Linked DNA regions of Mus musculus: all the other regions are linked to region 2. Evidence: chromatin loops called from intact Hi-C (ENCODE). Cell type or tissue: heart. All regions are shown on one strand. Region 1 overlaps Tmod2 (tropomodulin 2). Region 2 holds the start of Leo1 (Leo1, Paf1/RNA polymerase II complex component). Region 3 holds the start of Tmod3 (tropomodulin 3). Region 4 overlaps Tmod3 (tropomodulin 3).

Region 1 (8,000 bases), 140 kb after region 2:
CTGCCAGGGAGCCCTGGGAGGAAAAGCACTCCTGAGCTGAGAGTCACTGGGACAGAATGGACATCCTGTGTGTTGACAGGTGTTAGAGCCGAACGCACAGGGACATAGGCTGATGGAATGGCACACGATGCAACTCAAGGTACATTTATTCAATAGTTGTTCTTCATTGCTGTCTGTTAGTTTTGAGGCAAAGATTCTCTGTGTAGCCCTGGCTATGCTGGAACTATCTGTAGACTAGGCTGGCCTTGAACTCAGATATTCCCCTGCCTCTGTTTCCCAAGTGATGGGATTAGAGACATAGGCCACCATGCTCCGTTTAACACTTGATCTTAAAATTAAATGCACCCATGTTAATCAGAGCATGGGATGGGAGTGCAGCAAGCCTTTCCTCATTGGACACACCAAGCTTTGGCCTTAACTTTCCGTCCCAGAATAAAGAAACTTCAGAGCAATTAGTTCTTTATAAAAACTTGCACAACCTCCTGGCAGGCAGGCAAGATCGTGCCGCTTTATCTTAAACTTCAGAAAAGAAAACACTTTTTCTCAAATGGGACGAAATGGAGCCCATGCAGCCAAACACAACTTGGAGTTATTCACTCTGGTTCACTTCGGTTCAGCAAATATCTGAGCATCTATTCCATGTGCTGGGATAGTAGTGTCAGAAAAACACAGAGGTGGTTCCCTCCATGCTATAGAAATGATTAGAGTAGAAATACATGTCTCAAGATTTGCTTTCTGCACTCTATGGGATTATATAAAACTGTAATTTCCTGGGGCTAGAAAGATGGCTCAGCAGTTCAGAGTACATGCTGATATTGGAGAAGAGCCAAGTTCAACTCCCAGCACCCACCTCAGGCGGCTCACAACCACCTGCAACTCCAGCTCCAGGAGTCCACATACCCTCTTCTGGGCTTCAAGGATGCTGAACTAACTCTCTCTCTCTCTCTCTCTCTCTCTCTCTCTCTCTCTCTCTCTCACACACACACACACACACTTAATTAAAAATTAAAATAATTCTTTTAAATCTAATAAACAGAACCCAACATACATGGTAGTCACAAGAAATGTAGCTACTAAGCCTTAGTAAACCAGCTAGTGGGTTGGAGAGATGGTTCAGTGGTTAAGAGCACTGACTGCTCTTCTAGAGGTCCTGAGTTCAATTCCCAGCAACCACATGGTGGCTCCCAACCATCTGTAATGAAATCCGATGCCCTCTTCTGGTGTGTCTGAAGACAGAGACAGTGTACTCATGAACATAAAATAAATAAGTAATTCTTAAAAAAAAAGGAAGAAAACCAGTAGTAGTTTGAACTGATGAGCTATAAATATAAAACACCCCACAGGTTTCAAAGATGGAATATGAATAAAAGAATGTAGAATACCTCATTACAGTTCTAAGTTATATCTACACGCCCAGACATATCTCTATATACTTTTATTTTTTAGACTTTATTTTTATTTTATGCATATGGGTGTTTTGTCTGAAGGTATGTCTGTGCTTCATGTATGTGACCTCATACAAGGATGAGGTGCCAAGGATGCTGGAAGAGAGCATTAGATTCCCTGGAGCCTGAGTTATAAGCAACTGCGAGTTGTCTGAAGTGGATACTTTGTATCATCTCAGGTCCTCTGGAAAAGCTGCAAGCACTCTTAACCGCTAAGCCTTCTCTCCAGCCCAAGACTGTTACTTTAAATCGAACCACTGTGTCAGGACCTTTGTTTTTCTAGTTTGATTTGAGAGCCAGCGGCTGGTGTTGTAAACTCTCAGGTTGATTCCCGGAGACCCTATCAACAACAGCAGGGCTGTGTGTGTAAATTTAGTGTAATGGAACTAGAACGACCTGGTGGTGATTCTTGGCTCTGTCATTACTTGCCACGCCTGGGATAATCTAACCTCTTACGTTATTGCAGGAACTAACAACAGCACGTATTTGGAGCACTAAGGGATGACTGGGTGAGGTAAGCTTTCAAAGCTTAGCGCTCAGAACTGTAGTCACCGAGTCCCTAGAAGAGTGGCTTAAAATAAGCAAAGCAGACAAGAGGAAGCGGTGATGGCTACGGTGGGGACAGTATTTACTTAGGCTAAGTAGCTTTCTTGTTTGGCTAGATTACCCCAAATGCATAAAAGGACAAAGGTTTGGTTATTACTTTTATTTCCATACTCGCATTAACTGAATGTCAAATGGAATGTTTCACTATTTTTGGTTGTTTACAGTATGCTTGGCTTATTAATGCACATACAGATTAAGACAAAACACACTCTGACGTTTTTATATGTGCCAAGTTCAAGCAAGTTTGGGGGAGGCATCATAATATCTAATGACGGTTACAGAAAGTTACTGTAGGAGGGAAAGTTGCAGAATCGTTTTTCTCAACACAGAACAAACTCTAAATATTTATTTAGTTAAATGCCAAGACGCCTGTCTTGTTTGGAAAGCACAGCGCTGTCAAGAATCCACTTAAACCAATGCGTCTGTAGTGTAGGTTCTTAGCCTGTGCCTCAGGACCGTAAATTTGTTAGATTAAGTTGACCAGATCTAAGACTTTCAATTGATAAAATAAATTATCGAGGAATGGTGATTTCATGCCTGAAATTTTAGCACTAGGCAAGCTGAGGCAAGAGGATTACTGGGAATTCAAGATTAGTCCAAGATCCATGGTGGGTTCAAAATGCAGGCTACACAGCAAGACTCCTATCTCAAAACAACAGAAAGCTAATCTTAAACAATAAGAAAAAAAAACTAAAAATAAAGAGTTGCCAGGGAATTAAATGACGTCATATTGTGTTTCAAGTCTCACTTACAAGGGCCACAGGGTCATTGCTGCGGGTTGCAGCCAGGCTGAACTTCTTCACATGGGTGTTGGTCTCCAGAGACTTTGCAAATTCCTTCAGGGTTGGAATTGGAATGTTCTAAGCACAGAAAACAGGGTTAGTTAGAAACCATTCACACTGCGCTCCCACTCACCCTCAGTTGTTTTCAGTTTTGATTGGACCCAAGGTCTCAATGTCCTAAGCATGCGCTCTGCTACTGAGCTCCACCATCAGCAAGCCCCCTGCAACTTTTGACTATAACCTGTATTTAGATGGCTGATTACACATCTTTAAAAAAAATTTTTTTTAAGTCCATGTGTGATAACTAAGCTATTCTGAGAGAACAGCGCCTCCTAGTGCCCAATAAGGGAATGTAACTCAAAAGATTTTCCTTTTCCCCCCTTCTGCCCTATATCCTAGGGCAGGCTAACAATCATCGTCTCTCACACACATACCCTTCAGATATGCTTTTCTCCTTGGTCTGAAAACACCTGTTGTCGTCTTCTCCACCTCTGAAGAGCCGCCTGAATGATTTCCTCTTTGGTTTATGAGTTCTCCTAGGCAGCTTCACATTTTTCCTTTCCTACAATTCCATCACCACTCGGGGCTAACCACCTATGCTGCCAACATGTGGTCAGTGTTTGTCTCTTACTATAACATCCTCAGTGAACACTGGATGGATCTTAACTGGGTCTCCTGGAACCCAGGCCGGCTTCAATCTGGCCTCAATTTCACCAGGTTGTCAAAGCTCTCCTGAACTCACGGTGATTCCCTGCTTCCACCTCTACAAAGCGAGGTCTCTTGCACACAGCCACATGGAAGTGCCATGCTGGGAGCGGATCCTTTGGACTCAAGGTATGAGCTAATACATGTGTTTGTATTCTTTTCTTTTTATGTTTAGATTTGTTAATTGTATTTTATGAGTGTCTTCCATGCTTGGGTATATATGTGGGCTCTTTCTTACAAATCACATACACAAATCACCTGTCACTGTAGATGTAAGCAGCAAGCAGCAAAGGACAGCACTGGGCATGAGCCTGGCTGCATGATGGCTAAGCTGATCGACCACAGCAACTAAATCTCAACTCTCACTGACGAGCAAGTGAGATCATGAAATTCCAGTAGCCAATGACGTAACACATAATGCACATTCTATAAACATAATATAATCGGGGCTGGAGAGATGGCTCATCAGTGAACAGTACTTTGCTACTCTTGCAGAGGACCTGAATTCAGTTCCTAGCATCCAAGCTGATTAGCTCACAACTGCCTGTAATTCCAGCTCCAGGATCCACTATCGTCCTTGACCTCCCCAGGCAACTTCACTCATGCGCATGTACTCACATAGGACACCTATACACATAGTTAGAAACAGGAGGGATCAGGTCGGGGTGAGGGATGGAGAGAAAGAGTAAGGGGAGAGATAACTGGAACTGGGGGCAATGTGGAAATTGGAAACAGTGGAAACTGTTACAGTGGAAACTTCCTAGAACCTATGAGGGTGACTGTGATGGCTTGTATATGCTTGGCTCAGGGAGTGGCACTATTAGACCGTGTGGCCCTGTTGGAGTAGGTGTGGCCTTGTTGGAGAGGGTGTGGCCTTGCTGGAGTAGGTGTGTCACTGGGAATGGGCTTTAAGACCCTCATCTTAGCTGCCTGGAAGTCAGTATTCTGTTAGCAGCCTTCAGGTGAAGATGTAGAATTCTCAGCTCCTCCTGCACCATGCCTGCCTGGATGCTGCAATGCTCCCCCCTTGATGATAATGGACTGAACCTCTGAACCTGTAAGCCAGCCCCAACTAAATGTGTTTTTCTAAGAGTTGCCTTGGTCATGGTGTCTGTTCACAGCAGTAAACCCCTAACTAAGATAGTGACCCTAGCAAGGACTCACAGTAATGGAGGATACAGAGCCTGAACCAGCCATCTGTAACTAGGCAAGGCTTGCAGTGGTGAGACTGGGACACCAATTCAGCCACAAACCTTTGACCTGTTATAACCTGTCCTGCCTGAAAGATGTGCTGGGGCAATGGTGGCTCAGAGCTTGTGGGAGTGGCCAACTAATGGCTGGTCTAACTTGAGGCCCACACCAGGCGAGGGAGCCGTGCCCAAAACTGCCTAGATAGCCACAAACTGGAAGCTGGATGGCCCAGATCTAGGGTAGAACCAAACATGACTGGCAAGAAAAAAAAAAAAAACAAGCCAGTGAAATGATTTCTAATGATATTCTGTTGTACTCACAGATCACAGCCCAACCTTTATCAGAGAGACAAGAGGCTTTCTCTGGCAGCTGATGGGGGCAGATGCAGAGACAGGGACCCACAGCCAAACATTAAGCAGAGCTTGGGAGACCCCACAGAGGAAAGACTGTAGGAGCCACGGCACCAGGAGAACACGGCCTACAGAATCAACTAAGCAGGGCTGCATGAGAATCTGCGTCAGGCCCTCTGCATATATGCTGTGGTTGTTTAGCTTGAGATTTTTGTGAGATTCCTAACAGTTGGGGGGGGGGTGTCTCTCTGGCTCTTTTTGCCTGCTTGCTGGACCCTTTCCCTCCTCCTGGGTTGCCTCATCCAGCCTTGACATGAGCACTGTGCCTCGTTTTGGTGTGCATCTTGTTATGTCGGGTTCACTTGATAACCCTGGAGGAGCACTCTTTTCTGAAGGGAAATGGAGAGGCAGTAGAGCTGGGAGGGGCAAAGGGAAGGGAGCCTGCAGTCAGGATGTACTGTTCCAGAGAAGAATAAATAAAAAGAAAGAAGAAACAACTCATTAGAGATAGTATTAAATGCTAGGGATGTGCTCAATAGGAACCAACAAAACAAACCTATACCTAATCTTTAGGAGGTAGAGGCTGGAGGATGGAGAGTTTGAAATCAGCCCTGTTGACATATTGAGTCTGAAGAGTTTAAAAGCCAATCTTGGCAACACAGTGAAACCTTGTCTCAAATTAGCCAACCAAGTCATCAGCCAGCCAACTGAAGAGAATGAATAAAGGGGGCCCCAGGCAATCCATATGTGCTCACGCTCCTCTTGTCTGCTTCTCTTCCTTCAACAGCTCCATGTCAGAAGGTGGTCCATGAGCAAAGCTGTGCAAGATTTGTGAGACCCTGGGAGAAAGCTCCAAGTAAACAAGACAAGAGTCTTGCAATCTCTGGTCCTTCATAGCATGGATTGTTCTTTCAATGTGTTTTCGTGCCTCTTCCAGGTGTACTGGTTAGGGGTGAGTCTAATTCACATTATTCATTACGACTGGCTATTGTTATTTATGTGGTAGGCTTCTATGGAAACAAATGTGTCTTGCCACATGCTTCTTGTCCTTGTGACTTTATACTTCACTCAGGTGACTCTTCTTAACCCTCAGAGTATAAACTGTTGGATGCTCCGAATAAAGTTGCCTACTGTGTGAGACTTCAGTCTACCTTATTTTAGGCTCCCACTGCTAACTAGAGTGGCAACAGCAAGACTTATCATTAAAAAGAACAAAGTGGGAATGACAGTCTTGACTTCAGACACCAGGTCATGGGAAATACTGTGTGTGTTGTTGAGGGGCACATGTAGTATGGGTACCCTGAGAGGCCAGAAGTGTTGGATCCCCTGGATCTGGATCTGGTTGTGAGGTACTTGATATGGGTGCAGGGAACTGAACTTGGGTACTTTGCAAGAAAAGCAATTACTTCTAACCACTGAACCTTTGCCTTCTTGACTGTTTTCACTCTGGGGTCACTATCTTTGGGAAAAGCCAGATATAGTTGTGTGAGAACACTCAAACAGCCCTGAAGAGTGACCCATGTGGTGGGAAAGTGAGGTCTCTTGCCCACAGATGCATGGGGCTGCCATCTTTGGATACCTTAGCCTTGATTGGCAGTTTCTCACTTGAGAGCCTGTGCCAACTACCCTTCTAAGTTACTCTGACATTCTGACACTTGAAACTGTGTGAGGGGGCTGGGGATACAGCTAGGAGGTAGAGTGCTGTAACACACACACACACACACACACAGAAGGAAAGTTGATGTGGTTATTCACCATCAGGTATAATTCGATTTGTTTGGCCTGAGTTCTATGAATTGTTTCAAAAAGTTCTAGAAATCACGCTTCTTATAGACCCATTTCTTTTGACTGGATTAGTCTGTCTGAAATCAGTGACTTGAAAGGACCACAGGCCACTGTAAAAGCAGTCAGTCAGTGATGTCCAGCTCTGGAAGGGACAAACCTTAATGTTGTTGAGGTTGACCTCCTGCAGGCTGGGGTCGTTGGCCTTCATCTGCTGCAGGCTTGCCTCCACATTTGTGGGGTTCGGTGGCTCCTCAAATACTGGCTTGGCCTTTTCACCTTTCACGACATCTAAAACACAAGTTTTAGTTTATAAAAGAAAGTGCAAGAGGTCTTCTATCAAATTAGAGACAGCTTCCCCGGAAAGTATCATTCTTTCATGTAGAGTCCAACACTGGTTCCAATATGAACCACAGTGAGTTTATTCGCACTGAGCAGTGGTGCCGCTCTGAGTCAGTCTGGAAGGCAGATGCTTTTCAGCCACTATGAGGCATCTCATCCACTGGCAGTTACTGTTGTACCAGTTGGACTTTCCCACACTATCAGCACCAAACCATAGGCTCTGTGATGCAAAGATGGCCACCACGATGAGCCTCTTCATTTTCCAAATCCTTTTAAAAAATGTTGTGTGATGCTAAGACTTGAACCCAGGCCCTGCTCAAAGCATTTGTTCTAGTACTGATCTATGCTTCTCTCCCCAGTTCCCCAAAATCAATACCGCTCTGGCTTCCTGATCGTGGCCCTCCTCCAATTTCCATTTTGCATCTCTAGCTTTGATAAAGGTATGGAAAGACCAAGGAATGGAAAAGAAGAATGAAAGGCACCTTAGAAACAATTACTGGGGGGCTGGAACATGGCTCAGCAGTTAAGAACACTTGCTATATTTTGTAGAGACCCTCGTGGTATCTTAACAAACATTAGTAAGTCCAGTTCCAGGGATCTGAAACTCTCTTCTGGTTTCCTTGGGCACTGGATATGCACGTGGTAAACATATATACATGTGAAAAAAACTCCATTTCCATACATATACATAAATAAACAAGTAAATAAATACATAACTTAAGCTAGATATAGCAGTATATGCCTGCACTACCAGGATCTAGGAGACCGAGCCAGGAGGATCATGAGTTTGAGGCCAA
Region 2 (8,000 bases):
TGATCTGTAGACCAGGCTGTCCTTGAACTCACAGAGAGCCACCTGCCTCTGCCTGACAAGTGCTTGGTGTTTTTCGATACCATCTCTCTGTGTAGCCCCAGCTGTCCTGAAACTCACTCCATAGACCAGGCTGGCCTTGGACTCAGAGTTCTGCCTGCCTCTGCCTCACAAGTGCTTGGATTAAAGGCGCTCAGCTAACTTATTTCTTCCCATTTGCTCTCCTGAGAAGCCCAACATCATATTAAAAATTCAATGTGGATATGTATTTATTATGTTTTAAAAGTCAAACATCAAACCAGGTGAAGTGACTCTAATCCAGTCTTTTCACTTAAAGAGGTAGGAGGATCTTAGACGTTCAATAGGCTGGCTGGAGAGGTGGCTCAGCAGTTAAGAGCATTGACTGCTCTTCTGGAAGTCCTGAGTTCAAATCCCAGCAACCACATGGTGGCTCACAAACATCTGTAATGAGATCTGATGCCCCCTTCTGGTGTGTCTGAAGACAGTTACAGTGTACTTACATATAATAAATAAATCTTTAAAAAAAAAAAGTTCAATAGGCCAGCTTCAGCCACAAAAAGAATTTGAAGCCAGTCTGGGCTACATGAGATCCTGTCTCTAAAGTGAAATAAAATAAGTTAAATGTGAAACACTTATGGTCCCAGCACTCAGAGCCATTTCTGAAACCCCACACCCCTAACACAAATCTAAAACTGCTGATGAATTTTAAGTGATTATTTACATTATGGCCAAGCAGATCATATTGGGTAGGCTATCAACAGCCACAGTCTATTTCCTCCCATTTTTCACACATAAAAAACAGTAATATAGTAGAATATATCTTCTAGCAGTGGTTCTCAACCTCCCTAATGCTTTGACCCTCTAATATAGTTCCTCATGTGTGGTGGCCCCCAACCATAAAATTATTTTGGTTGCTACTTCATAACTTTTTCTTGCTACTATTGTGACTCATAAATATTTTTGGAGAGAAAGATTTGTCAAGGAAGTTGCAACCCACATGTTGAGAACCATATCCATCTTATAGGTATGTTGATCTATAATCCCTTATCTATAATTCTAAAACCAAAAAAGCTTAGAGATAGGCTGGAGAGATGGCTCAGTAGTTAAGAACACTGACTGCTCTTCCAGAGGTCCTGAGTTCAAATCCCAGCATGATACAGTGGCTCACAACCACCTGTAATGAGATCTGACACCCTCTTCTGGTGTGTCTGAAGACAGCTACAGTGTGTGGGACTGGAGCAAGTGGGGAAGGAGCAAGCAGAGGTCCTGATTTCAATTCCCAGCAACCCCATGATGACTCACAACCATCTGTACAGCTACAGTGTACTCATATACATAAAATAAATAATCTTTTTAAAAAAAGCTTAGAAATGGAGACTTGGAGAGATGGCTCTGTGGTTATGAACACTGGCTGGGTTGCACTGGTTGCTCTTCCAGAGGACCCAGGTTTGATTCATAGCACTCACATGGAAGGTAACAGCTGTCTCTAACTCCAGTCCCAGGTAATGTGATTGATGCCCCTTTCTGACATCTTCAGGTACCAGGTATGCATGTGGTGCACAGATATGTATGCAAAGTAAAGCACCCATGCACATTTAAAGAAATAAAATTAAAAATAAATTTATTTTAATAAATGTAATTTAAAGAAGAGATCAGAAATGAGCAAATACTGCCAGAAACTAACCTAATACTACTGAAAGCTTCATCCTTAGTAATCCAGGCTGTCTTTGTGGCCCCAGCTGGCCTCAAATTCTCAGTTGTCTTCCTGCCTCAGCCTCCCATATTGGGATTTCTAGTCCTAAATCTTTTATTTTTCCCCAGTGCAGATTGAATTTGAACCCTCACTCATAATAGGCAAGCTCTGTACAGAGCTACTTTCCATGTGCCTAGAGGCCAAAGGCCGATTTCCAGTGTATTCTTGAAATGCTCTTCACCCCACCAGGCAGCACCTTACTTTTTTTTATTTTTTTTCCCCCAGACAGAATCTCTATGTATAGCCCTGGCTGTCCTGCTGTCCTGGAACTCGCTATGTAGACCAGGCTGGCCTAGACACCACCATCCAGCATCTGTATTTTAAGACAAGGTCCTTTATTGGACCTGAGAGCTGGGATTACAGATGTTGGAAGCCGTGCCTGAGTTTAAGTAGGTGCTGGATTTTCGGAAAACAGATCTTTAGTCTTTAAGGGCAAGTCATTTACCGACAAGCGATCTCACCAGGTCTTTTTTTTTTTTTTTTTTTTTTTTTTTAAAGATTTATTTATTTATTGTATGTAAGTACACTGTAGCTGTCTTCAGACACTCCAGAAGAGGGAGTCAGATCTCATTACAGATGGTTGTTAGCCACCATGTGGTTGCTGGGATTTGAACTCCAGACCTTTGGAAGAGCAGTCGGGTGCTCTTACCCACTGAGCCATCTCACCAGCCCTTTTTTTTTTTTTTTTTTTAAGGGTGGGGGTTCTCAAGGATCCCACGCTGCTCTTGAAGTTGCTATGCAGTTGATGATGAATTTGGGTTTCTGACCCTTTGCTTCTAGAGTGCTGGATTACAGGCGTGCACCACTAACTACTCCAGGCTAGAGCTCTCAATGACTTATTTCTTATTCTTCTGCCACAGGATCTACGTATGTAGACATATGCTGGCTGGCTGGCTGGAACTCGCTTTGTAGACGAACCTGGCCTGGTATTCACAGAGATCTGCCTCCCCAGAGCAGAGCGACCACACCCACCCTCAACTATTTTTAAGAAACCTGGCCGCAGCTGACAGGTCGTAAACAAGTCTGACCCGCATCCCAAGCTCCGCACAGCGTGCGAGCGGGCTAACGGAGTAGCGGGCGAGCGCAGACACCGGGGCGGGGGTGGAGGGGGTGGGGGCGGAGCCAGCCGAGTGCTGGAGAAAACTAGGTCACAAAAGTAAAGTAGGTCTTTGTGCGGCTCTTTACGACACGTCGTGTTTGGACGGGTCTGGCCGTAAAGCAGGCTCGAGCCGAGCAAGCCAAGGCCGCGGACCAAGCTGCTATGGCGGACATGGAGGACCTCTTCGGGAGCGAAGCTGAGAGCGAGGCCGAGCGCAAAGGTGCGGCGGACGGGCGGGCGGGCGGGCGGGCGAGCTCCGCGGATGGGCACATGGGGCGTCGGGTTGCTTTTCGGCCGGAGGCGCGGCGCCGGGCAACGCGAAGTCCCCAAGCTCTTGCCCAGCGCCCCCTGCATGCCCGGCGGTGCCCGCCTCTCCCGGGGAGACCGCCGCGGAGTCAGTGCCTGGAGGATCAGGGACCGGCCTGGACTCCTGGGGGAGCAGAAGGGAGGACGTGTGGCCTGCGCCCCTCCGTGCATACATGGCCAATTGAAAGGGTGGCTGGCAGTGAATGAGTGGAGACATGTTCAACTGCCCATCGGGCGCGGTAACGCCCCGTGTGAAAGGGCGAGTTGATGGGAGAGTGTAGATGCCCCTGAAGGGTCTGGGAGGGATCAGGTTGGAGTTCTACAGAAGGACTACGCACTGGCGATGGGTGCCCTTGGAGAGCCTGTGCGGAAAGCCAGTTTCCTTGTCTGTGATGTAAGAATGGGGAAACTTGTGGAGTGTTTGGAGAGGAGTGACAGGATTTGGTGATGAATGAATGAATGATGGTTCATGGGGGGCATTTCTGGCACAGGTCTACGAATATCTGAATTTGAGATGTGAATAGAAGAATGAGGAAAGATCCGAGATGAACTTCAGAATTCTTGCAGCCCCCCCAGGCCCAAATTAACTTCTATACATGTCATTTTCCTTGCCCCTCCCCCCATTCGTCACCAACTCCAGTTTGTATGTAATTACTCCAGTTGTGGAGGGAGCACTAAGTAAAAGTACAGAGAACTAAACTCTTCCTGTGCCCGGCTTTGCTCATAGTTTATTCTCTGTGTCTTCGAGGCACAATTCTGTGTACACCTTCCCATGTTTTCCATGAAGCGTTTCATTCATTCAGTAAACAAGGATCCCTATCATCTCCTGGCCACCTTGCTAGGGGTTGGGAATGTAATCATGAGAAGACAGGTTCCCGCTCCCCAGCTTAGTGCTTAACGCTTAGTGCTTTTTTGCATCCACTGGTGAAAGCGTCGTTTAGTAAGATGTACCTGTAGTGCTTTCTCATAGCCACCCATAGCTTAGGGAAGTGGAGTGTACAGATGATTGCAGTTCTACGCTTTCTTCCCCTCCCCTTTCTTCCCTTTTAAAAACTTCTTTTAAGGTCATGGCAGTTTTCTTCCATTTTACCATTGAGTTAGTGGACTCTCCAAGACTGACTTTCAGGGTCTGGTGTCCTGTCTTTGACAACTGCTCTTAGTCTTGAAGTTGCTACGGATGTGACAGGGTAGAACTTGGTAGGTCTGCCTGATTGTCTGCTTACCTGCCTGCGTGCCTCCTTCCCTTTCTTTCCCCCTCTTTCTTCTACTGGATCTGCTGTGTATGTTGCCTTTGTTGGCTTTATACTCCCGATTCCACTTCCTCAGTGAGTGCTGGTCTTAGTTAGATGTGTACCTCCACTTCCAGCTAGTACTACTACGTCCTATTTTCTATTTCTGCTATACGTTGATCTTGTGACTTGATGCTATCCTGATGCTGATATGTTTTCTGTCATTGTTTTTGTGGCTCCTTTAGGGTTTTCTACATGTGAAACCATGCCATGGTGATTAGAGATAGTTGTACTGTTTCTTTCTCTTGCCTATTTATTTACCTTGCTATGGCTGGTACTCTCTTTATGATGTCGAATGGGACTTGCAGAAGTAGATATTGTTCTTGACCTCAGAAGGAGTATGTCTAGGTTTCTAGCATTGTTTATGGTTTATAATCATCGACTCTGTAAGGTCTATAATGTCATCCCCACTTGCATTCTTGACTTTAGTAATTTGAGTCTTGCTTTTTTTTTTCTTGTACAGTCTGCCTAATGGTTTAATTTTGTTAATGTTTTTAAAGAATGAACTGTTAGCCAGGCATGATGGTACATCTCTGTAATCCTAAAACTCAAAAGACAATAGGCAGAAGGATTGGCACAAGTTTGAGGCTTGGTCTACATAACCAGTTGCAGGCAGGCCAACTGAGACTACAAGAACTTATTTAATGGAGGAAAAAAAAATCCAACTACTGGTTTTAAACTACTGGTTTTATTGATTATCTACTTTGGGCTTTCTTACTTTCTTTTTGTTTTTGTTTTTTCAAAACAGGGTTTCTCTATGTAGCCCTAGCTGTCCTGGAACTTGCTTTGAACTCAGACTGTCTGCCTCTGTCTCCCTCTGGGATTAAAGGTGTGCACCACCACACCCGGCTCAAGGGTTTGTTTTTGTTTTTTTGACAACTTGATATGTTTAGCTGTGGATTCCTTAAGGTTTTTCAATGTGGCATTAATTAAACTTCTCGGATGTTAGATTCGTTCTATTTGGGTCATTATTTCTTTAGCTATTACCTTCTTCTGTTGGCATATTTGTATTACTATTTGATTGTGTTCTTATACCTCTACCTCCCTTCCAACCCTTCTCCACTTTGGTCCCTTTCCACGCCCTTCCCCCCCCCCCCAGCATTAGGTAGGAGAGAAAGAAGGTGAGAAAGAGGGAAAAGGGGGTGCAGACCTCTGTAGGCGACTTTGTACTGATTAAGGTCATACTGGTCCTTGGATCCATCCGGTCTCTGTCATCAGGATATCTACAACTTCTTCTTTTCATCTCTTTGCTCACTTTGTTCATGATTACTTTACAAACCGCAGCAGCAATCAGGAGCAGCAGCTTTCCCAGAGTGCCCTCTGCTCTCTCGGGGCTCTGTGTCTATACCCTCCCCAGAGTCCCCAGAGTTAAACTATCTGGCAAAAATCACACCCCTCCTAGAGCAGGAGACAATCATGGTTAATGGCTGCAGGCAAACTGAAGCAGCCCCATAGTCCACACCTGGGATTAAACAAAAACATACTCATATGACATAACTGGGGTTTGTAAACAAACCAAAACACTACATTCTTCACTCCATAATGCATATGTGGTGCTCTGATGGGACTGTGTACAATTGTTTTTCTATACTTCTGCTCTGTTTGCTTTTCTCTTCCTGCTGCATTTCGGGTACAGGGACCACTACCTGCTGGTCAAGAAAGTGATCAAGATGAAAGAGGTGATTCAGGACCGCCCAGTAACAAAGAACTGTTGACAGCAGTGAGGAGGAGATGGGGGGGCTCTCATCACAGTGGCGGGGATGTCACTCTGAACCAAGCAGTGCTCCCTGTACCAGAATGTAGGGCTGCTTACTGTTTTATTTCATGTCTAAGAACTAGGCAGTGGTGGGGTCTGAGGTAAAACATGAAGAGTTCTACTTTGTTTATTTAGTTAGTTCAGCTTTTTGAAACAGGGTCTCACTCTGTAGCCTAAGATGGCCTGGGAGTTACTGTGTAGCCCAGGGTGGCCTCCTATTTGAATGAACTGATCCTTTTGCTTCCGCTACCTGGGTTGCTGAGGTTGAGCTAGTGTGCCTGCTTACTGCAAGTCTGCTAAGTTGTCCTAACTGAACCTTCTGGTCCTTGAACCTTCTTTGTCTCTGGAACAGTGAGAGCGTTGGCTTCAGCAGCCTTGCCAGTTTCTGTTTGTCTTTTAGCAAATTGAGACGGACTTCTAGAGCTCCTCGCTCTGCTGATATTCCTTTGTGTTTACACGATCCCACAGATTCCGAGTCTGAGTCCGACTCGGACTCTGACCAGGACAACGGCGCTTCTGGCAGCAACGCCTCTGGCAGCGAAAGTGATCAGGATGACAGAGGTGACTCCGGACAGCCCAGTAACAAGGAACTGTTCGGGGACGACAGTGAGGAGGAGGGGGCCTCTCATCACAGTGGCAGTGACAATCACTCTGAACGGTCAGACAATAGGTCGGAGGCTTCCGAGCGCTCTGACCACGAGGATAATGAGCCCTCTGACGAGGACCAGCACAGTGGCTCTGAAGCCCACAACGATGACGACGATGAGGGCCACAGGTCGGACGAAGGGAGCCGTCACTCAGAGGCAGAAGGGTCTGAAAAAGCCCAGTCAGATGATGAGAAATGGGATGGAGAGGATAAAAGTGACCAGTCAGATGACGAGAAGCTGCAGAACTCTGACGACGAGGATCGGGAGCAAGGGTCCGATGAGGATAAGCTGCAGAACTCTGACGACGACGAGGAGAAAATGCAGAACACAGATGACGAGGACCGGGCCCAGATTTCTGATGATGACAGACAGCAGCTGTCTGAGGAGGAGAAGGGGAATTCTGACGATGAGCATCCAGTAGCTTCTGATAATGACGAGGAGAAGCAGAATTCGGACGATGAGGACCAGCCGCAGGTGTCCGATGAGGAGAAAATGCAGAACTCAGACGATGAAAGGCCACAAGTCTCAGATGAAGATGGAAGGCGTTCAGACGGTGAGGAGGAGCAAGACCAGAAGTCAGGTAAAACGTTCATGGGCGGACAGTTGGCTGGGTGCATCTTGTGTCTTTTTTTTTTTTTAAGATTTATTTATTATTATATGTAAATACACTGTAGCTGTCTTCAGACACTCCAGAAGAGGGAGTCAGATCTTGTTGCGGATGGTTGTGAGCCACCATGTGGTTGCTGGGATTTGAACTCTGGACCTTCGGAAGAGCAGTCGGGTGCTCTTACCCACTGAGCCATCTCACCAGCCCATTTTGTGTCTTTTTAAAGGGTTTTGCTTTTCATGTGCAGATGGGTATTTTCCCTTCATGTATGTCTGTGCATGCAGTGCCCACGTAGGCCAGAACCGAGTGTTGGGTCCCCTGGAACAGGAGTTGCAGCCAGTTGTGAGCCACCATCTCATTGCTGGGAATTGAACCCAGGTCCTCTGGAAAAGCAGCCAGTGCTTTTAACCACTGAGCCATCTCTCTATTCCTTTTTATTCCCATCTTTATTACCCTGTTTTTCATTTTTGTTTTCTCTTCTCTTCCTTCATATTTACCTCTACTCTTGTTTGTGTGCAGTTTAAT
Region 3 (8,000 bases), 120 kb after region 2:
CACAGGCTCATTTCCTGTTTAAGTATGACCTCCTGGGATAAGTTTTACTGCAGTGTTCATTACCAAAGAGATGACTGTGGTTTTTGGGTTTTTTTTTTTTTTTTTTTTTTTTTTTAAAGAGAAGCAGAGGTCAAGTTGGGAATGTGATTCTTAGAAGACAAGAAAGAGGGGGGTGGGTTGGATGGGAGAGTAGAAAGGGAACGTGGGTGGGGTGTGTGTGTGGTAGGATTCGAAAGGGGAAAGGGGATTCTTAAACAGAGAAGAGAGAGGGAAAGAGTCGAGAAAGAAAAGGAAAGTAAAAATTGGGGCTGTTTCCCATTTCTGTTTGTAATCAGAATGCAGACTTGCGGAGGAAACGCATCAACTTCTGTAAGCGAAGATACAACGACCCAGTCACGTCCTCAAAACAAACCCGCATCAGCTTCACAGCTGGCCCCAGCTGTGCTGCACAGGAGCCAGAAACTTATTCTAAGGCAGGGCAGAGCAGATAAGCAAAATGGCCAATGCAAGACACCAGATTTCAATCACAAAAAGGGTGTGTCCCAAGTTTTGTGGGTTTCCTCTCATCCAACAACAGCCAGGCAGCGAGATGAAGGCTGGGGTAGAGGGGCGGCAAGGCAAGGCGCTTCTCAGACAGCTTCCCAGCTACGCCGGTTCCGGAGCACCGGCCGGTCCCAAACCCAGACAGCCAAACCCCAAACCCTACGTAGACAGTCCCGAACTCCAGGAGACCGGTCTCAAATACTAGTGGCGGCCCCGAATCCCAGGCGGCCGGTTCCGAACCCCTGCTGGCCGGCCACAAGTGACTCAACCCCAGCCCAGAGCCTGCGCGCCTGGCCGCGGGCGACACCCAGCACAGCTCGCCGTCCCAGAACGGCCCGGCACCCTCTGCTCTCTAGCGAGGCCCGCGGGCAAGGCGCAGGAAGCACAGCCGCTCCCTTCTTAGTCGCCCAGGCCGGAGCGACCCGCTGCCGCGCCCGCCGACGGACTTCCTGGAAAGCACTGGGCTGAACTCACCTGTCTGGCCGCCGACCCACTGCACAGTCCGCAAGGTTTGAATCGCTCTTCCCGGCGCCCACACTCCGCGGTGCCTCAAGTTCAGGGAGTTGCCGAATCCTCCCGCCAGCTGCCCCTAAACCCGACCGCGCTGTCTGTATTGCTGGTTCCCCTTCACTGTCCCCTCCCACGCGCGTGCGTACTCGTGGGGCAGACTGCATGCTGGGAGTTGTAGTTCAAGGGAGAAGGGTGCGGCTCCATACATACGGACCTGGTCCTTTACAATGGGAAGGGTGTTGTTATAAGAGGGTACAGACACTAGGCTGAGAAAAATGCTTTCTGCTCCTGTATATGTACCTGCCCGTGACCCTCTGGAAGGTAGAAAGCCTATCTATAGGCTTTTTTTTTTTTTTTTTTTTTTTTTTTGGGTAATACATTTCCTTCTTGCATGGTGGGCCTTTTGTAAACAAATAATACAGAGTAAGGCTTTTCTTAATCCCTTGGTTACTAATGGGAGAGCGTGATAATGGGAAAGCCTTTCAAACTTGTCATGGAAGACAGATAAAAGCTAAGGAACTGGGATCGTAGCACAGTTGGTAGGGTGCTTACACAAGCATACACAAAGCCCTAGATTTAATTCCAAATAATGTATAAATTGGATGTGGTGTTACATGCCTGTAATCTCAGATCCCAGCAATTGAAGCAGAGGGAGGGGTACCAGAAGTTTATCAGTCAGTTACATACAGAGTTCAAGGCCAGTCTGGGCTACATGAGGTTTTTTTGGTTTGGGTTTTGTTTTGTTTTGTTTTGTTTTGTTTTGTCTTTTTAAAGCAATTTATGGCAGAAAAGGTCATAAATCGCACCAAGGTGTGGTGCCTCTAACTAAACAAAGGAGTAAAGGTGAGAAGCAGAGATATATTTCATTAATGCACACACCTAGGAAAGGATCAGATAAAGAAGTCAATAAGCCCATATGAGCTTTAGATTTAAGCAGAGCAACTGGGGCAGGAAGCATTCTTGTATGTATAATTGAGCAATCCTGGTCACAATGTGTCCTGGCTGGTCATTCTTTAAGACTGGTTCTGCAAGTTGTTCCCAAGAGTCCCTTTTGCCTGAGGGGGCAATGTCATTCTCAGAGGATAAGTGCTCATGTTCCAAGATGCATCCTCCCCACCATGGATGGGATGGGTAACTGACCATTTTCATGGAATCCAAAGTGACCACAGGTGCCTTTGAGGAGTAATTGTAAAAGCTGACTCTAAGATGTCTCTCATACTTTAGTTTTATGCCTTTATCCTGAAGGACCATGAGAGAAGTCCTTGAATGGTAAATATGTCCACATGCAGAGGTACCTAGGCAACCCAAAACAGGAAGGCAGACACAAAATGAAAGCATAGATGTTAGGGGTTACTCTGTTTTTAGTTATCTTATGGGTCCAAGCAAGGCAGTGGTTTTTAACAGATGCTGTTTCTAATCACCTGGTAGACAGCATGTGCCCATTTTCCTGCTCCATCCCATCTTCCCGTTCCAACTTTGTGTTCTACAACAGGCAGTGCGATTAGGCTAATGTGAGAGAGAGTAAACTGGAGAAGCAACTAGTCAAAGGAGGGAAAGGAGGGGATGGAGTTAGGTGAAGATGACCTTGGAGGACCGTTTAATGATGTTCTGCATAATGGGCATGATTGGCACGGGCATCAGCAGCATGGGCATCTGCATGGGCATCAGCATGGGGCATGGGCATCGGCATGGAGATCAGCATGGGCATCGGCACGGGGCATGGGCATCAGCACGGGCATCGGCACGGGGCACAGGCATCATCATGAGCATCAGCACGGACATCAGCATGGGTAGGAATCGTGTTCTATCTTGATAATTAAAAAAAAAAAAAAGAAAAAAAGCAGCCCAGAAGAGGACTGGAGAGCATGCTTGAGGTACATTCCAGTTACACCCAGAATAGGGAGTCACCCAATGGTTAGTTTCTCCTGGCATCTATTTCTGGCATCTACTTCTTCCTCTCAGGGCGGGAGCACCCCTGGTTAAGTAAACACTCCGGATTTGTGCTGCTGACACTCACTGAATATCACGGATAATCTGGAAAATCTCAATCTCTTTCTCTCTCTCTCTCCCTCCCTCCCTCCTTCCCTCCCTCCACTCTTTTCTCTCCCTCCTCTCCTCTCTTTCTTCTTCTATATCTTCTTTCTTTGTCCCTCCTTCCCTCCCATCTCTGTCTGTCCCCCCCCCTCCATACATACATACATATATATATATGTAGTACTGGCTGGTTTTGTGTGTCAACTTGACACAGCTGGAGTTATCACAGAGAAAGGAGTTTCAGTTGAGGAAATGCCTCCATGAGATCCAACTATAAGGCATTTTCTCAATTAGTGATCAAGTGGGAAAGGCCCCTTGTGGGTGGGACCATCCCTGAGCTGGTAGTCTTGGTTTTATAAGAGAGCAGGCTGAGCAAGCCAGGGGAAGCAAGCCAGTAAAGAACATCCCTCCATGGCCTCTGCATCAGCTCCTGCTTCCTGACCTGCTTGAGTTCCAGTCCTGACTTCCTTGGTGATAAACAGCAGTATGGAAGTGTAAGCTGAATAAACCCTTTCCTCCCCAACTGCTTTTTGGTCTTGATGTTTGTGCAGGAATAGAAACCCTGACTAAGACATATATATATATTTATAATTTGTGTATTCATTTGAGACAAGGTCTTGCTACATAATCTGGCTGCTCTGACACTCCCTATTAGACCAGGCTGGCCACAAAGAAATCTCTCTTAGTCTCCCAGGGCTAGGATTACAGGTGTGCAACCACCTACCTGGCTAAGAGAAATCTCATAAATTAAAATATTCAGGAGCTTGTTTCTGAAAGAATTTTCCTACAATGCCCAGGTTGAATTAATATTTATTGAATATCCAATACACACCAAGCACTGACCAGCATTCGTAATATCTCATGGAACTTCGAAACAACCCTATAAAGACAGAACTAATATCCTCAGGTTTTAAATGTGAAAATAAAAAATGAAGAATTGAGAGTTAATTTGCATAAAGTCAAATGACCAGTTACTAATTATAGATCAAAAATGAAGCACATACTCACTCAAATTCTAGCCTACTTTTTAACTGCTGGTTAGACCAACATGTCTCCTAGATCTCATCAAATTCTTTAAAATATGATAATCTGTGCCCAGTCTTAAAGAATATGAAAAATCTTCTCCAAGAAATTCCAGAAGAGGCAGCATTTTGAATGGATAGATAATTTGGATTCTTTGACAGTTCATGTGTATGATATTTTAAAACAAGACAAAACAAAAACGTGATTTACTGTTGATGTTTATGTATGTGTGCCTGCATGTTTATGTGCACCACGTATGTACAGGCCAGAAGAAGATTGTGGGTCTCATAGAACTGAAGCTATAGGCACTTGGGAGCAGCCAAATGTGGGTGCTGGGAATTGGACCCATGTTCTGCAAGGGTAGAAGGCACTTAACTGCTAAACCATCTCTCCAGCCCATTTTGTATGTCATTTTTTTTGGGGGGGAGGGAGAAGGTCTCATGTAGCTCAGAGTGGCCTCAAATTCATTATGTAGCCGAGTCTGGCCTTGAACTGTTGATCCTCCTGGTCTCACTTCTCAGATCCCAGCGTTACTGTCACGCACCACACATTTGTCTCCTTTGACAGTTCTGCGTTCACGCTTGTTAGTATCCTGGTTATTCTGCTCTGAAAAAAAGAAGGTGGGCTGGTTTGCTCCTCCCATCATTCCGGGAAATTAACTCATGTCACCAGGCTTTGGACTCTTCTGGCCAGCCAGCCTAACGGACTCAGTGAGCTCCAGGGCAGGCATCAGTGGGCATGGAAGGCTGGAGAAGTGGTTTAGTGGTTAAGAGCAGGGGACCTAATGCCCTCTACTGGCCTCCACAGGCACATATGTGGTGTCCATACACACTCAGGCACACATAAATACATGTAAATAAATCTTTCCTTCCTCCCTCCCTCCCTCCTTCCCTCCCTCCCTCCCTCCTTCCTTCCCTTCCTCCCTCCCTCCCTTCCCCCTTCCTTTCTGTTTTTTAAAGATGACTTTTGATGGGCAGTGGTGACATAGGCTTTTAATCTCAGCACTCAGGAGTCAGGTAGGAGGTTCAAGGCCAACCTGGTCTAAAGCGTGAGTTCCAAGACAGCCTGGGCTACACAGTGAGCCCCTATTTTAAATGCCCCCACCACAGACACCTCAAAAAAAAAAAAAGACGGCATCTGAGGAATACTCAAGGCTGATCCTCGATCGTGCATGCACACACACAAAGAGGACAGAGTGAAAGTGATTGATAAGCCGATACTGCCATCCTACTTCTGCCCTCATTAGTGTTATCTTCCTGCCTCCAGCCAGAGCAGCTCATAAAGTCTGTGCCTTAGTGAGTCATCACAAGCAAATTAATACCAGCGGCCATTTGCTCTTTATCAAAAGGTTCCTTCAGGAAACAGCTTCCCTTGGGTATATGAGCAGTTTTTAAGGACCCAGTTTGCAAGAAAAGCTGTGAGAATTTGAACTGTAGACCAACAACTAGAAGAAAGGATTTCATTCTGGGGCCGTGGAGTTGGTTAAAGCGGAGGGAGGGGAGAGCAGCACCGTGGCTGGTATGCACAGATTTAGGAACAGCTTTCCAGAAAACTCCTTGGCCTGAAATGCCCTTTTCCATCACCCCAGGTCTACTTGCTAAGTGACTCCTCATGTTTTACCACACAACTCAAATGCCATTCATTACTCCCGTTCCTCCAATATCAACAGCTGAAATTCCCCCATGTCAATTTTAAGCAGGGGCTCTATCATGGCTCTTCTAGAGGTGCAGCTAATACAGATTCCTGCAAATGCCAGAGGACCAAGAACCAACCTCATACTCCAGCTGGCTGTTACAAGCCATTATTATATTGGATATTACAGTTTTTTGAAATTTGCTTGGGCTTGATAAGCTTGGGTTTCTAAGATATATAGAACCCCCCTCCTACCTTCATATGTGCCAAGCCAAGGACCTGCGTGCTTTCCTTCCATCGTCTATTGTCTAGACCAACCTTATTCAATTACCTATTCATCTGGTCCCCACTGAGGCCCTGGACATAAGGAATACTTGCTAGAGACTATAGGCATCTGGTCTTCATGATTCTCTTTTTATTAGCATACAAAATAATGAGTTTCTTGGATGACTACCAAAGAAGGAAGACAGGGTATGGGCTACCATTTCTTTTAGTCCTAGAAAAAGCTGAACTATGAAACAGTCCCATAAGGAGGGGACATTTCCTTAACAAAGTCCAAACACAAGAGATCCCCAAGTCAAGGGGTCATTTAAGGGTTGAGTGCCGAATCCAAAAGCTGGTGCCTACAAAACAGCAAATCCAGACAAATCCAGCCACAGATTCAAAGGGACAAGGTTTCATGTGGCTCAGACTGGGCGCAAGCAAAGTCACTGTGTAGCTAAGAATAACCTTGAGCCCCTCATTTCTTCCTTCTTCCTCCCGAATGTCCGTCCGGCTAACAGGTACACTCCATCACACAGGGTTTAAGGAGGTTCTAGGGATAGAACCGAAGGCTTCCTCTGATCTACCAACCAAACCACATCCCTAACCCCTGAAAAGGACAGTTCTTTTAGCAAAACAATGAAGCAATGCATTGAAAAGGACAGTTCTTTTAGCAAAACAATGAAGCAATGCATTTCCCCGTGGAGGTGTGCAACAGCAAATATAGAAACTAGATCTAGGCCCTCTCTGTTTCTCAGACTGTCACCAGCCTAAACAATGAAATTTAGAGATCACCAAGCTGAGGCAGAGCTCAGCAAGTTTGGTTTTCCTGTTATTCCAGATCAAATCTTTATTCAGAAGTTTGGTTTACTGTTAGCGGGCAGAGGGTATACAGAGCTACCTGTAATTCCCTGTATTCCGGTTCTCTATTACTCTAACCAATTTCAACTGTGTAACCACAAGTGAACCTTTGGTTTCAATGTTTCCATTTCTCCTCTGGGTACAGTGGTTGTGTACTTTGTCTTTTTTGTATAAGGGTGTCATTATTCTGTTTTCAAATGTTTCTACGGAAAGTACAGTGTCAGACATTTATTTTGAAGAGATACTTTGTCTTAGAGTAGCCAGGAACCAGGCGTTTACATTTAAAGTTAAGTTTATTGACTCCACCCCCCTTTTTACATTTTAATTTACAACTATCATTCCAGACACAAGTGAACACATAACATCTTTGAAAGCAGGAAAATCTTGGTTAATTAAAACAGTTTCTATTTAGCTTAACATTAGCTCTGGGTGCTAATTCCAAAGGGCCCAAAAATCGCACCCTTTTTTTGGGGGGGTGGGGGTGGGACAATGGGTTTCCTTATTATGAGGATAAAATTAGTTTACACTCTATACATTTTTTTATCTCACAGTTACTTTTCACAAGATGTTCAACTTCAAATTTAAAAGGCAAGTTAGTCTTTAGATTCCTAGTGAATTAACCAATCACCTAGCTTTGCTCAAAAAATATCAAATGAAAAATAAAGCCCTGTGGCTCTTCAGCATCTGCTCACATAAACAATGTTACCAACAATGCTGACAAGTTTACAAGAATATTATGTCCCTTAGTCTCTCCAACACAATATAGGTAACAATACACATAAAGTCACACTTGACAGGCAGAGAACTGGTAAGCCATTATGACCAGTGGCATGCAAGAATTTTACATGTTTATGTGCAATGAAAAATGTTGCTTGTTTTCTGAAAAAACATGAAACACGATTAAGATAAAGGCTTACTTAAAATATAAATATGCTTTTCCATGTACATAGTTTTGGTCTTAAAAAGAAAGTAGCAGAGATACAAATTACTTTTACTTATATATTTATTTCAAAATTTAAGACTAAGTCTCTTGTATCCCAGGCTGGTCTTGAACTTGCTATGCTTCAGAAGATGACCTTGAACTTCTGACACTGCTCCTGCACCTCCCAAGTGCTGGGATTACATGTGGACACTAC
Region 4 (8,000 bases), 73 kb after region 2:
TGCAGGAGCAAATGGAAAGAGAAGGGCTGACTGAGAGGCTGAGACTGAGGGAAGATGCACAGCGACTGGGTCATCTGTCCCCACTCTGCATAAGTGCTAAAAGGCCCTTTAAGTGTTGTAGTTATCTATGTCACCAAGTGGGTGTTCCTGAGTAGGTCTGCTTCCCTTTAGATGTGATGCGTTGGCTTTCTTCCAGCTATGTGGCAGATGGAGGAGCACCTCACTGAATGGAAATGAGGGAGTTCTCAGTTTTACAAAAACACGGAAGTATTTAAAGGCCCAGCATCTAATAATGGCATTGGGTTATGTTTTTGAAATGATCTTAATTTGTGAGACATATATATGTATATGGAAACAAACTAACAAAAATAAGGCTTGACTTAAAACAGCATCTGTTCGACGGGATGCTACAATTACATGAAAGGCTCACAGGGAACAGTAAGTAGATGGTGCTGAGTCAGCTCATCTCTTTTCTTTCCCTGCCTCTCATTCTAAAGCTGAGCCTGGCCATGTAAGCAAGGCTGCCGAGAGCTTGCCGCCCTCTCTGCTTTAGACTCTCGAGCTGAGATTAGAAGTGTGCAGCACACAGCACACACAGTTCCTCTATCATCAGTCCTGACTGTCTCCAAGACTGAGGGACCACACCTGATACACTGTATAACAAGCATTTGCCAACTCCCCACCATATTAACCAAAGCAAAACCCCACGTTCACATCTGGCCTAGCCATGAGACCGAGTAGTTCATAGAGTCACCGGAGACAGAAAAACATAAAATAACATCCCGGGTGCAGTAAAGCACATGCAGTAGGTAGAAGTTTCATTTGGCAAATAACCTAGTTCACTGGAGAAATAAACGCCATGGCAGGGGAGGATGCTGAGGAGAGGAACTGTGAAGAATACAGTCCCTGTATTCTGGGATTTTGGGGCTGACGAGATGGCTCAGCAGGTAAAGGTGTTCAATGCCAAGCCTACACCTCAATTTACTCTCTGGGACCCATAAGGAGAGAGCTAACACCCACAAGTTATCTCAGATCTACACATGGACAACATGGAAAAAGGTTTTTTAAAGAAAGGAAAAAGAGACGGAAAGCCAAACAAATATAATGTGTAACCTTACTTGGATTCTGATTTGAAATAAGGATGACTTATTTTTGAAAAATTTATACACAGATTGAATTTCAGATGATATGAAGTAAATATTGTTTTTGTGTTTAATAATGGCATTGAGTTATGTTTTTAAAGTCTTGAATTTGTGATATATATATCGTGTATATGTGTTTGTGTGTTTTATGCTTATGCATAAAGTAACAAAAATAAGAAGGTTTAACTTTTAAAAATTTCAGGGGGAAATAAAAGGCTGGTGAGATGGCCCAGCAGGGAGGTGTTTACTGCCAGTCTCGTGACCTTTTGATTCTTGGGACCCACATGATAGAGAGAATAGACTCATATAGATTGACCACTGACCCCTAAATGCAAGGAAGGAAGGAAGAAGGGGAGGGAGGGAAGGGCGGAAGGGAGGGAAGGGCGGAAGGGAGGGAGGTAGGTAGGTAAGGAAGTTCAGAAAAAGATGAAGCCTCTGAGAGGGCAGCTGAAGAGGTAGTAATGGTAATGAAATAGCTGAAGTCAGGTAATGAATACCTGATGGTTTCTTCTTTCTCACAAATGAATATTTCTGAAGATAAAAAGTTAAAATCCAAGGGAAACAGCCAAACTACAGAACACTGTAAAAGGGATAAGCATACAAATGTTTGAATGAAGTAGGTCTGCAGACCCCTCACTGCTCCCTCAGAGGACAGTAACAAGCACAATCCCTCTTTCACAGGGCTGCTGTGAGTGTTAGGTGAGACCACCCACACGTGACCGAATGCACAGAGCGAGTCCATAGTAAGAAGTTAGAAAGAGAAAAGAAAGAAAAGAAACCAGCCCTAGGAATAGAGCTACTATTAAAACATTAAGCTGTATGCTGGAGAGATGGCTCAGAGGTAAGAGCACTAGCTGCTCTTGTGGAGGACCTGGGCTTGATTCCCAGCACCCTCGTAGTAGCTCACAACCACTTCCAGTCCTGGGGAAACCAACACCCACTTCTGGCCACCATGGGCGCACTGACATACATATAGACAAAACAGCCATTAAAAAACCCAGAAATGTAAACAGTATTAACTAAAATTCTTAAAAATAAATACATAAATGTCACTAAAAAGACAATTTATGCATAATATGTATACATTTGCATATAAATGGCCAGAATTATAGAACAAGATATATACCAACTTGTTAACAGCTGAGGGGGGTGGTAGGTTACCTAATGCTTTTGAATATAAACATTTACTTCTTTTTAAAAAAATTATTTCTGAGTTCACATGTGTGCTTACTTGAATATATGTATATCACATGTACTCAGGAGCCTATTGGGGACAGAGAAGGGCACCGGATCCCTTGACACTTAAGTTACAGGTGGTTGTGAACCACCATGTAGGTGCTGGGAACCGAACCCTGACCCTCAAACAAAAGCAGTAAACTCTTAACTGCTGAGCCATCTCTCCAGCTCTGAGACATTTACTCTGTAGTGTATTTATGACATACTTAAATGTGTTACAATAGCAAATATTTACCTTGAGTTTTTTTTTTTTTTTAAAACACCCTATATTTAAAAAAAGAAACTTTGTCAGAATTTCCATGCATTCCTTAAAAACTAGCAACATGAAAATAAAATGTCAACAAAAACTAGGTATGGCTGGTCTGGGGCTGTTCAGTGGTGGAAAGTTCATGTACTTTGTTTAAGGTCCTTTGTTGGATCCTCACTGCAAAAACAACTTGTTAAAAAAATGCAAATTTAAAAACCCTAAACTTGTGTAGCTTTTATACTGTTTGTCATTAGTATTTATGTGGCAAAAATGGTTCCCATTACACACTGCCAGGACTCAGGAGGCAGATCTGAGGTTCAAGACCAACTAAGGTTGTCAGGCAGTGGTGGTGCATGCCTTTAATCCCAGCACTTGGGAAGCAGAGGCAGGTGGATTTCTGAGTTCGAGGCCAGCCTGGTCTACAGAGTGAGTTCCAGGACAGCCAGGGCTACACAGAGAAACCCTGTCTCAAAAAAATGAACAAACAAACAAACAAAGACCAGTTAAGGCTACACAGTGAGACCCTGTTTAAAAACAAAAACAAACAAAAACAAACAAAAAGACTAAATTACTAAGTATTCTAAAAACAAAAATTATGAGTACACTATAGCTGTCTTCACACACACCAGAAGAGAATATTGGATCCCATTACAGATGGTTGTGAGCCACCATGTAGTTGCTGGGAATTGAATTCAGGACATCTGGAAGAGCAGTCAGTGTTCTTAATCGCTGAGCCATCTCTCTAGCTCTAAAATTTGATTTTTAAAATATTTATTTTACTTTATATGTATGTGTGTATGCCACATGTGTGGGGGACCTTGGAGGCCTGGAATGGGCACTGGATCCCTGGAGCTGGAGTTACAGGTGACAGTAAGCTAAAAAAGGTAGACTGGACTTCATCTTCCAGAACAATAAGAAGCTAACTAGCTTCCTTCCTTCCTGTTTTCTTTTCTTTTTTTTTGAGACAGGGTTTGTTTGTATATTATTGTCCTGGAGTTCACTTTGTGGACCAGGTTGGCCTCAAACTCAGGATCCACCTGCCTCTGCCTACTGAGTGTCAGGATTAAGGTTGTGCCTTGCTCCCACCACCTGGCTCGGGAAGCATTCTTAATTTTGAGAATATAAACATGAATCACAACACCTGACTAAATCTTAATGGCTTTCTTGGTAGTAATATCTTAACACATGTATATATAATATTTGGATATCTGGCATAATAACTACCAAAGTTAACACATGGAGGAAGCAAAGGATTAGAATCCACAAGGCATTTCAGTTACTCACTGGGAAAACGCTCTTGGTTGACACCGTTACTACTTCCCAGCACATCACAGAACGGTGTGTCTGCAATCAGATTGTGCATCCCAAGAATAGCTGCAGAGACAGAAGAGCGTTAGATTTCCACTTCTACCTGCTCAAAACCTCTTTGTTTTTACATGGGGCCTTGCTGTGTCTCAGGCAGGCCTCTAACTCCTGGGCCAAAGCCTTCCAGGTAGCTGTGACTATAGGTGAGCACAGCACCCAGTTTGCCAACAAAAACTTTAAGTATTTTAACATTCTTCAGACACTTCCCTACTAAACTGAAAATGGACACTACATCCCCAAACAGGAGGAAGGAATGAGGTAGTGGTCAGAAATCACCGACAACCTCTCATCTAGTCTCACCAATCCTTTGTTATTTCCTAGCATCTTTTAAGTTAGACTACAGGGTGAGTGAGGCAGGCTGGCCTTAAAGGAAAACCTGCGCTTAGCTCCACCTGGTGGCTAAGAGAGGAAAGTGAAAAGATGCTCTTACTGTTCACTGTCTAGGGTTGCAGGAACATAACACTATATATACAAAGACAGAGCAGAAGGCCGGGCATGATGGCACATGTGACTACGGTAAGTGCTGTTAAGTTCTTTCATTTAGAATAAAGCGGCATTGGCAGAAGCATTCAAATTCTTTGATATGCTCTCTGATGAGGCTTCTATTTACAAAGCCCCCCAGTGCTCTGCTCCGTAAGGAGTACACCACCTTCTGGAGTTGTGACAACACACGCTCTCTGCCGCCTTCCAAGGTTCTTCCCAGGAACCTCCACTCTACTTTCAAACACGCCATTGGGCTATGGGGTATGAGGGCCTTCCTACACGTCACATATTCACCCAGGAAAACGGGTATTTGCATAGTAAGTGGGGAGAGTGGCCTGGATAAGAAACTGGCCACGGGGATACAGAAGTCTGCAGTGTTCCTTGTCATTCAGCGGAGTTGGGGAAGTGACTACAGATCCTGGTTTCTATTTACTCTCCATAAAGCAGGGCAGAAGGTGACCCCGAAGGCTGTTCCTAGTGCTTAGTCTGCACAGGCTCACAGCTGATGGAAGAGCTTTTGTTGTTGCTAGAAAGACTAAAACACAGCAACATAGGAATGTCATCAAGTAAGACATTTTACCACTATAAAATTTCACCATAGAGTATGTAAAAGAATCCAACTGTTAGATTTATTGTACAGAGCAGGCTTTTGTCTAATGCATGGAGATGGGCCCTGTATTGCCTGCCCCATGCCATTCTCATTCAAACCCCTCCTCCCCAGCACCCCCGCCTTGGGAGATACCTGCAAGGTCGCACAGCTCTGTGTCTGAAGCACTTGTCAAAGCTTCTTCTAACTCTGGGTCGAGGGATATAGTTTCTTCTGTAAGAGTCTGCGCTGGCTTCTGTTTGGGGATAAAAATTTTCCCTGAAAAACAAAAGCATTTGTTACTTATCACTGCTGTCACTAAATCAGTGCCATCTTTGCCCCCTCACACAGGTAAGGCACGTGCAACTGAAATAGACAAGCAGGTCAAAACCAACACCTAACTGGGCAATGGTGACTCATGCCTTTAATCCCAGCACTTGGGAGGCAGAGGCAGGCGGATTTCTGAGTTCGAGGCCAGCCTGGTCTACAAAGTGAGTTCCAGGACAGCCAGGGCTACAAAGAGAAACCCTGTCTAGAAAAAACAAAACAAAACAAAACAAAACAACAACAACAACAAAAACCAACATCTACAGCAATATATTGGCTACACACGCTAGAAAGCAAGAATAACTGAAAAAGCTTCCCATCTCTGAAAATAAAAATGGCTACTTTTGTTTTCAGTTCTGAGATAGAATTTCACTCTGTGGCTCAGGCTGGCCTTGGACCCATAATCCTTTCATTTCAGCCTCCTGAGTGCACAATGCCCAGTTCTTTTGTGGAGAAATTATGAGTTATTTCACAGATTCTGAATCAATATTTAAATGAAGCTGGCTGAGTAATCATTAAAGCACCGGGTACTTAAAGCAGAAAGAATGGCAGTGAGCTCCAAACCAGCCACACAGACACACTACACTACACACACACACACACACACACACTACACACACACACACACACACACACCACACATACACACACACCCGAAATCCTAAAATGTATAAAAATGAAAAAGGCATCCAATTTCTTACTACAAACTGTTAATAGTGACTTGAGGAACAGCAGAGACAATTCTAGATACTCAAGTTCTAATTTAATCGCAGGGAAATGTCTCTATATCCCAAGGGGTGTCCTAAAACTCAACAACTGTTCCTCTGAGGCAAGAACACTGGCTGTGAGGACACAGCTGTGAGGGAGGGAGATGCAAGTAGCACAGGAGTTCAAGGTTACCCTGAGCTTATGAGAGCTCTTATCTCAAAAGAAAGAAAAAACCCCTTATCTCACATCTCTGTCTAAACCTTCCCACCTCTTTATATTATGCTTCTATATGCTTTTCCATTAGATTCCTTGGTTATTTTTTATAATTAAAGATTTACTATTATTATTGATTTTTTTTCTTTGTTTGAGAAAGGTCTCTCTTTGTACCTCTGGCTACCCTGGAACTCACCATGTAGACTAGGCTGACCTTCAACGCACAGAGATGCTCTTGCCTCTGCCTCCTGAGTGCTGAGCCACTTTGAGAACATACCAGGAGCTTCCTTCCTGTCAAGGACTCAGGGATTTTGGAGAAGCTGCATACTTTCCCGTGACCCCTGCCCCTGACACATAGTCCTGACTGAAAGTCTCTAGGGAACAGGCAGCTGTTTTCCACCCCCCACACCTGGCTCTTTGTGCCCTGGAGGATAACTTGACCCTTGCTTACCTCATCTGCTTTCCGCTCTATGGCAGGAGGATGGCCTGGGAAAAGTTGTAGCTCTGCTGCCCTTCCCCCAGTCTCTCCCAGCTGACAGCAAGCCTTGGGGAGTTTTTCCTCTCCACTTTCCTTGTACTCAGTGCCCTCCCCAGCACTAAAGACAGACTCTGTCTCTATTGCTATTATATTATTCACTACATTCAATGCCATAGTTGTGGCTATTTGATTAAAAATTCAGCTATATTTCAAGTGCGCAATAGAAACATCTAGTGTGATGTCTGTGTTAACCAGTACAGCAGATACTAGTCAGTTATGGTTTATTCTGTTGTTTCGGTTCTTATAGCTTAGCTGTGAAGTACCTCAAAAGTTCCTGGACAGAAGTCCTGTCTCCCAGGAGATAGGTAATCCAGTCACTATTAGTGACTGGATCATGAGGGCAGTGACCTAATCCCTAGGTGGATCATGATGCCACATGATGGCACTGGAATGTGGGGTTGGGGGTGGGGTAGAATAAGGAGACTAGTTACAAGCAGGTTACTGAGAGGTCTGGGGAGATACACCCCATTTCTGGCCCCTTCCTGGCTGCCATGTGGCAAACACCTCTGGTCCACAACATGCTCTCACTACGGCGTTCTGCTTCAATCTAGGCTGTCTGTACTGACACTTTCAGGGCAGCGAGCAAATATAAACTTGTAAAGGACAGTCTCACTGTATAGCCCTTGCTGGCTTTGATCTCAGATCCTCCTATGTTCCACGTTCAGGGACTAAAGGTGTGTGCTACCACACCAGCCCTCAATTTTTCCTTTAAAAGGAGCAAAGTTGTTTTTCTCAGGTATTTGTTAAAACGACAGAAAAATCAACACAGTGAGAATAACAGTTTTTGTAACCTCCTATATCTGAATTCAAAGCTAGGGATTTCTGATTTTGACAGTGGGTCAGTCCAGGTGACTTTGTATTAATGAGGCATGTTAACTACATACACACCACAGACCGCCAGTTGAAGTTAGCGCTTTAAGTCCTAGCTCTAGCAGTGAGGACGCATTAATGACGTACACACCGCAGAGCATCTAGTAATTAGACAGCAATTCCTCATTACCAACCATAGGATTGTCTGTACTTAAAACATCTTATGCAACCACCCCCCTCCCCTCAGTTTGCCAAGAAAGAGTTTCTTTGTGTAGCCCTGGATGACTCTGAACTCAGATCTAGAGACCTCTCCCTTTATCTACTTTGGGAGTGCTGGGATTAAAG

What was found. Peaks named below come from ENCODE experiments on the same cell type or tissue, not always from the same donor. Only the 100,000 strongest peaks of a DNase experiment are listed, where the experiment ranks them.
Region 1: it touches region 2 in a loop (3-fold over the local background); 4 of 42 quality-filtered maps call a loop at or near these places.
Region 3: it touches region 2 in a loop (2.1-fold over the local background); 2 of 42 quality-filtered maps call a loop at or near these places.
Region 4: it touches region 2 in a loop (2.9-fold over the local background); 3 of 42 quality-filtered maps call a loop at or near these places.

What each region holds. Positions count from the first base shown.
Region 1 is chr9:75,579,027-75,587,026 of GRCm38, forward strand. Tmod2 (tropomodulin 2) reads right to left here. Exons shown (of 10, transcript NM_016711.3): 6 at 7,022-7,152; 7 at 2,804-2,911. Among named protein-coding and RNA genes, the nearest start is that of Tmod3, 23 kb to the left of the region's middle. In heart, a CTCF peak has its summit at 3,173 (motif pointing left); DNase peaks (open chromatin) are centred at 495 and 2,865.
Region 2 is chr9:75,438,546-75,446,545 of GRCm38, forward strand. Leo1 (Leo1, Paf1/RNA polymerase II complex component) reads left to right here and starts at 2,979. Exons shown (of 12, transcript NM_001039522.1): 1 at 2,979-3,090; 2 at 6,690-7,448. The coding sequence starts at 3,033. In heart, a CTCF peak has its summit at 3,238; a DNase peak (open chromatin) is centred at 2,966; H3K4me3 peaks cover 1,696 bases; H3K27ac peaks cover 1,309 bases.
Region 3 is chr9:75,558,483-75,566,482 of GRCm38, forward strand. It overlaps Tmod3 (tropomodulin 3), which reads right to left and starts at 1,175. Exons shown (of 10, transcript NM_016963.2): 1 at 1,018-1,175. It overlaps Tmod2 (tropomodulin 2), which reads right to left. Exons shown (of 10, transcript NM_016711.3): 10 at 7,139-8,000. In heart, CTCF peaks have their summits at 861 and 4,896 (motif pointing left); DNase peaks (open chromatin) are centred at 469, 1,189, 2,769 and 2,889; H3K4me3 peaks cover 1,410 bases; H3K27ac peaks cover 1,068 bases.
Region 4 is chr9:75,511,258-75,519,257 of GRCm38, forward strand. It overlaps Tmod3 (tropomodulin 3), which reads right to left. Exons shown (of 10, transcript NM_016963.2): 4 at 5,216-5,338; 5 at 3,910-3,999. Among named protein-coding and RNA genes, the nearest start is that of Tmod3, 44 kb to the right of the region's middle. In heart, a CTCF peak has its summit at 4,388 (motif pointing left); a DNase peak (open chromatin) is centred at 6,694.